Regions from separate parts of the Homo sapiens genome. Here region 1 is linked to region 2. Evidence: chromatin loops called from intact Hi-C (ENCODE). Cell type or tissue: PC-3. All regions are shown on one strand. Each heading gives the region's core, and the rest is flanking DNA. Links, peaks and the distances in the headings are about the cores only. Region 1 has its middle 74 kb from the start of LINC02406. Region 2 has its middle 15 kb from the start of CPNE8-AS1.

Region 1 (2,935 bases), core at 234-2,733, 150 kb after region 2:
CACAAGTTTTAGTCTAGTGTGGCAAAGCTCCTCATATTGTTTTGCTCTGGAAGATTCTTTCCAAAGACCTGATTCACAAAGAATCCATTACGATTTGGGAGCTGTCTAAAATCAGTAAGCAAAATGATCCAATGGTAAAATTGGGACATAATGAGCTCTCCCAGGCCCAGAATTAAGTGCCAGTCTAGGTATGCATTACAAATAAGCCAGAGGCAGCCCAGACTAGGAAGACGCTAACAATCTGTCTTTGTGAATTGCTCGAAGTCCTTCTACCTCTTAGGCAATTCTGTTCCATTTAACCTCTGTTCCCAGTCAGAATTTAATTTGTTAATGATTTAATTTATCTGATATTTATTTATTTTATTCAGTTTTATGGTTCACTGCTCTTACTTTTCCTGAAATCTTTCTTTTAACTTCAAATTTTAATCAGTATTCAAAATGTTTCCCATAATGATCTCTGCTAAAATCTGTAAAAACTCAAACCAATGGCAAATTTAGAATAACAGAAAATAGCATATAATATAAGTTAGCTCAATCAAGTTCTATTTTCAAGTCTGTAAAATAGGCTGGTTTCCTCAAAGCAGAGGACTTTCAAGGTCCAGGAGCAATAAAAATGAAATGTAATGATATTTTTCTTTTCTTCTTTCAATTTGGAATTCATTGTATTTCTGAGACTACCCTGTTCTTTCCTATTATAAATCAGCTCCTCTCAGCCCAGATTTTACTCTTCTGCTTCTTGCTTGTGTCTCTATAGTCATTTTTTGCCTTTGTCCTTAAAGAGGATGGTCCTCCAAATCCCTTCTCCTAAGCATCATCATTCAATTTTACGTTACTGCCCAGTAAGAAATGTAATTATAAACAGATTTTGACACATTTCTCAAGCCCTGGTCATGCAATGTAAAGAGAAAATAGCTCATAGATTCCAAACAGAAATTGAAGTTAGCTTTCAGAACACTCTGCTCAGCTCCAACTAAGTAAATGCCACAATTTTATACATTCCATACATTTCCCAGAAAAATATCCAACATATCAAAATCGAGAATCTAGTCTCCAAATATCAGTGCTTGGACAAATGTTTTAAGTGGCATTCGACATTAAATCTGGCTTTTCTCTTGAGAATCTTAACAAAAAATGAGTATCTTTTTTCTTATAGAAGTTAAACACAATATTTGTAATTGAGTTATTTTTGTACTTATTGATTAGAATAAGTACTCTGGTTACTTTAGAGTATGATTTCAGATGTTATAAAATAGTTGCTGTTAAGGGTACTTTTCCATTCTTAGGTTTTTATGTCATTTCACTGAAAATTAAATGCTGTCTGATGCTTCACAAAAATATGCAAAAAGAGAAAGCTTTTTTTCAAAAGGTTTACATGATACCATAAACGACAAGAAGTTTACCTTAGCCCAACTTGTATGCAATGAGTCATCTCTCTACACAAAATAATGAGTCTTTCTGGCTATTTGGCAGGGCCCACACAACTGATTGAGAAAGAAGAAAAAGTGTAACCTCCTCTTCAACAATTGAGTTGACAATGATTAGGAAGCAAAAAGCCATGCATTTTTGGCTTTTTCATTCACCATGAAGGCTCTGCGTTCCCAGGCTATGGCAAACATAACTAGAATGTAATGTCTGAGGATGACAGGTCATCCTGAACCAAATAAACCCACGAGCATAGATCAGAAATTTTAGATGAGAGAAATGCTTATTAAAAGTTCTTGAAAATATATACCTCCATCCTGGATCTGTCTTTTCAGGTTGATCATTTATGGTGTAGCCATATGAACCATCTGCTGGGTAAAACCACCAAGGAATGTCGGTAGTGGTTGTGGAACACTGGAAGCAGCCTCTAGCTTCACAGCTTTCTTGAGAGGTTCCTGGTTGAGGGTGGCAATCAATGCGTTTCTGAATGGGAAACCGCATGGCACAAGCAGCCTCTTGTTTCCTAATGCTAAATGACGAGTTAATGGGTGCAGCACACCAACATGGCACATGTATACATATGTAACAAACCTGCACGTTGTGCACATGTACCTTAAAACTTAAAGTATAATAATAATAAAATTTAAAAAAAATAAAAAATAAATAAATAAATAAAAATAAAAAAAAGAAAAAAAGAAAAAGAAGCAACATGGAACCTTACTGTCAGCAACACACCAGTGACATCCACAGTTGGTACAGGAAACTTCATTTGCTCCTGACTCTGGATAACATTCAGTTTGTTCAGAGGACGCTGCCACAGAGCATGAGTCAATTTTCTCAAAACACCATGGGATGCCTGGCATTTTAGATGGAGACCAGCGGCAATTCCTGGCCAAACATCTGTCTTGGGAAACTCCAGGATCAGGGTGACAGTCCTTACGTAATTGGGCAGCTACAGATGCTGAGCATGAACTTGAACTAACTGGCTGGACTAAAATTGAACCAAGAAGGAAAGCAGGGCAGGGTAAATGAAAAGATAACCTGAAAACGTATTACAATCAAGACACTTGTAGAACTTAAAAAAAAAAAAGTATCTCTCAAAATACTTAGATTGCAAGTGGAATAGCTGGTGGATACAAAACAAGTACTATAAATTTGTCAGCCTGAGTAAAACAAAAACCTGTCCCTTAAAAATGCAGCACTAACATTTATTATTTAGTCACTTGTAATATTCTCAGCATGCACATATTTTATGGTTCCTCAATCTTAGTTGTCTACTCATTATCATCTTCTAAATATTACCAAATGGATTTCACAAAAGTCAACATAATTATTTCTTTCCTATTTGCTATGCCTTCCTTCATTTACGGAGTGGATACCAGTTATCAGGCTTCCAATAATAATACTGCCAAAATGTCTATACATGCTTTCTCAAAGCTAACAGATACCAGACCTTCAAAAAAGCCATAATACTGATATATTTGTTCATCCCCTTTCTTCTGTGGCTTTCATT
Region 2 (2,935 bases), core at 317-2,816:
AACTCTCTGTATCAGATCACTCGTGAGACAGTGAGAGCCAAAGCTGACGTATATTAAATAAAGTCAATAACTACTTCTCATCAAAACCTTGTGAAGTAAGTATTATTTAAAATAGGTATTATTTATTCCCATCCCAAACAAGAAAATTTAGACTTAGGGAAGCTCCATGACTTAAAGGTCACATATCTATAGCAAGTGGCAAATGGCTCTAATCAAATAACTCCAAAGGTTGAATTCTTCAAACTATAGCACTTATCTTCCATTCCCTCATAGCCAATCTGTTCCTCCTCTGTATGTCCATACCATTTACAATTGCTCACAATCATTTAGCTCTGCTGACACAGCCTGTAATTGTGTATCATTTTATCTATTTACTATTTTATTAATTTCTGTTCTTTTCATTTTGCTCTTTTCTTATGTGTCTTTTGTCTTTACTCTGTTTTCATTTTTTCCAACTTGCTAAGTTTAATGCTTAGTTTTTCACAATCTTTTTCATATTATAATACAAGAACTTAAAGCCATGAATTTCCCTATAGTACTGCTTTAGCTGCATTCCACAAGTTTTGATATAGAGTACAGTTGCCTCTCAGTATCCATGGGAGCTTGGTTCCAGGACCCATATGGACACCAACATGCTCAAGTCTCTGATATAATATGCATGGTATTTGCATATAATCTCTGCACATCCTCCCATATATTTTAAAGCATCTCTAGATTATTTATATTAGTATAATAATACAGTGTAAATGTTATGTAAATGGTTACTATGCTGTGTTTTTTAGGGAATAATGACAAGGAAAAAGTCTGTACATAAATGAAATGCTTTTAAAAATATTCTTGATCTGTGATTGGTTGAATCCATGGATGTGAAACTCACAGGTACAGAGGACTGACTGTACTTTGACTGCTGCTTTATAATATTTTACAAATTTCATTTTAACCAATTGATTGTATGGAGTATATCTTTTTTCTCAAAAGAGTATCTTATCATCTTTTTATTATTGATTAATAATCCAATTACAATGTTATCTGATAAAATGGATTATATAATAACAGTTTTGAGTGTATGAAGACTTCTTTTATTATCTTATACATGTTTAGTTCCAGTAATTATCCGTACATCTTCAAACATCAGCATAAGAGGTCTTGACAGGCCACTTAGTGTTTATCTCCATCTCAGACTGTGAAAGATAGATAAATAGGTAAGTCCTCGCCAAGGATTGTTTTTATAATTTCATTGAAAATTCTCTAATAATATATCTGCTTTGGTGAAAAGGGAGATTCAATAAATAGGGAAAACAACAGCATCAAAGCAAACGTTTATGTTTGTGCAGTGAGTAGATTTCAGTTCAATATGTAACTAACATCATAGCTTCATAAATTAAATCTATGGGCATTTAGAGTTATGCTACAATAGAAATACCTCCTTTTGGAAGAGTAGATAGAAGACAGATAGAAGATGGATAGATAGATGATAGATAGGTAGATAGATAGATAGATAGATAGATAGATAGATAGACTCTCAACAGGTTTTGCTTTGTAAAAATATATCCACACTCCAGGCTCCTGACTCATGCATGTAACATACTGAGAATATTCGCAGCTCAAACTATCTGACCAGCAGGTGGCACATGCCTACCTGCTAGGGAGTACAAATAACCAGTAACTGACTTTCTTACAATAAGCTGTTGTGAACAGCTGTGACTGCTCAGATTCAAATTTTTGTATTACTTTTGTTTTAACTAAAGATTTCTTTGCCCTTTCTTCTGCTTAGAGTACTACTTCAATCAAATAGAAGAAGGATCCTGTTTTAAAAAGAATTAATGGCATTTATTCTTTAATGTATTATGCTTCATCAAACTCTATTCCTAAGATACTCAATGGAATAAGATTATTATTTATAATAAGTTAAGCTTATATTCTTAAATAAAAAATTAAATCAATACTATAATAATATAAATTTAATCGTAATTGGCTGAAAAATTTATTGGATTTCCTTTGGAGATTAGAGATGTTTAACATGATAACCAAGGATCCTAAAAAAGGATTAATAAAGGGGCTTCAAAGGTCCCATGAATCCCGCAAAATTATGTGCAAAATGTTGTTCGTGGGAGAGTTTTTTCTGATAAGAGGTGTAGTTTTTATTATTAAATTTTTCAGAACAAAAAATAAGTTAAAAACACAAAAAAAGACAGTGGTAGACATATTTCTTTAAATTACTATAAATTATAATATAAAGAAACATACAGAATTTGGAAATTTTCTATTCTTTTCTCTTGCACGTGTGTAGTGCCCCTCTAAAATGTTATTTTTTTCTTTTAAATGAATGTATGTTATAATCAAGTTAATTTCAAGAAGCATGAAGTATTTATCATTTTCCAAATGGGTAATTCTCTTTGATCCTTTTTGTAACAAATATACAGTAGTTTAATTCTTTTAACTTGTATTAAACTTAGTCATCTCAAAATTTCCAGGTACACAGCATTTAGTTAAAGGTCTTTTCCAGTTTTATTTAAGTAGTCTTTTTGCTTTTTTCTCTCTCACACTGAGTCAAAAACTTGATTAAAAATAAGATTTTATAAACCACTTGAGATTTTTTTTTTTCAATGAGAGAATCCCCTCCCCACCCCCGCCCAACATGAAATCCCAGAAGATAGCATATAAGAAAACTTCTATTGAAGGTAAGAAAAGACTAATCTAGTATTTGGGGAAGTTATACATATATATACATATATGTATATATATAGAGATACACATATATATATATATATATATATATATATGTATAACTTCCCCAAATACTAGATTAGTCTTTTACATTTTTATAAAATATAATATTATATATATCTCTCTATATATACACATATATATGTGTATATATATACATTTATATATACATACATACACACACACATGTTATTGGAGAAAGGTTTTT

The links. Peaks named below come from ENCODE experiments on the same cell type or tissue, not always from the same donor. Only the 100,000 strongest peaks of a DNase experiment are listed, where the experiment ranks them.
Region 1: it touches region 2 in a loop (3-fold over the local background); 2 of 110 quality-filtered maps call a loop at or near these places.

What each region holds. Positions count from the first base shown.
Region 1 is chr12:39,069,530-39,072,464 of GRCh38, forward strand. No RefSeq gene overlaps it. Among named protein-coding and RNA genes, the nearest start is that of LINC02406, 74 kb to the right of the region's middle. In PC-3, for the core only: no CTCF peak of the experiment used is centred there; a DNase peak (open chromatin) is centred at 1,462; H3K27ac peaks cover 462 bases.
Region 2 is chr12:38,919,643-38,922,577 of GRCh38, forward strand. No RefSeq gene overlaps it. Among named protein-coding and RNA genes, the nearest start is that of CPNE8-AS1, 15 kb to the left of the region's middle. RefSeq lists a silencer at 1,543-1,632. In PC-3, for the core only: a CTCF peak has its summit at 1,630 (motif pointing right); a DNase peak (open chromatin) is centred at 1,609.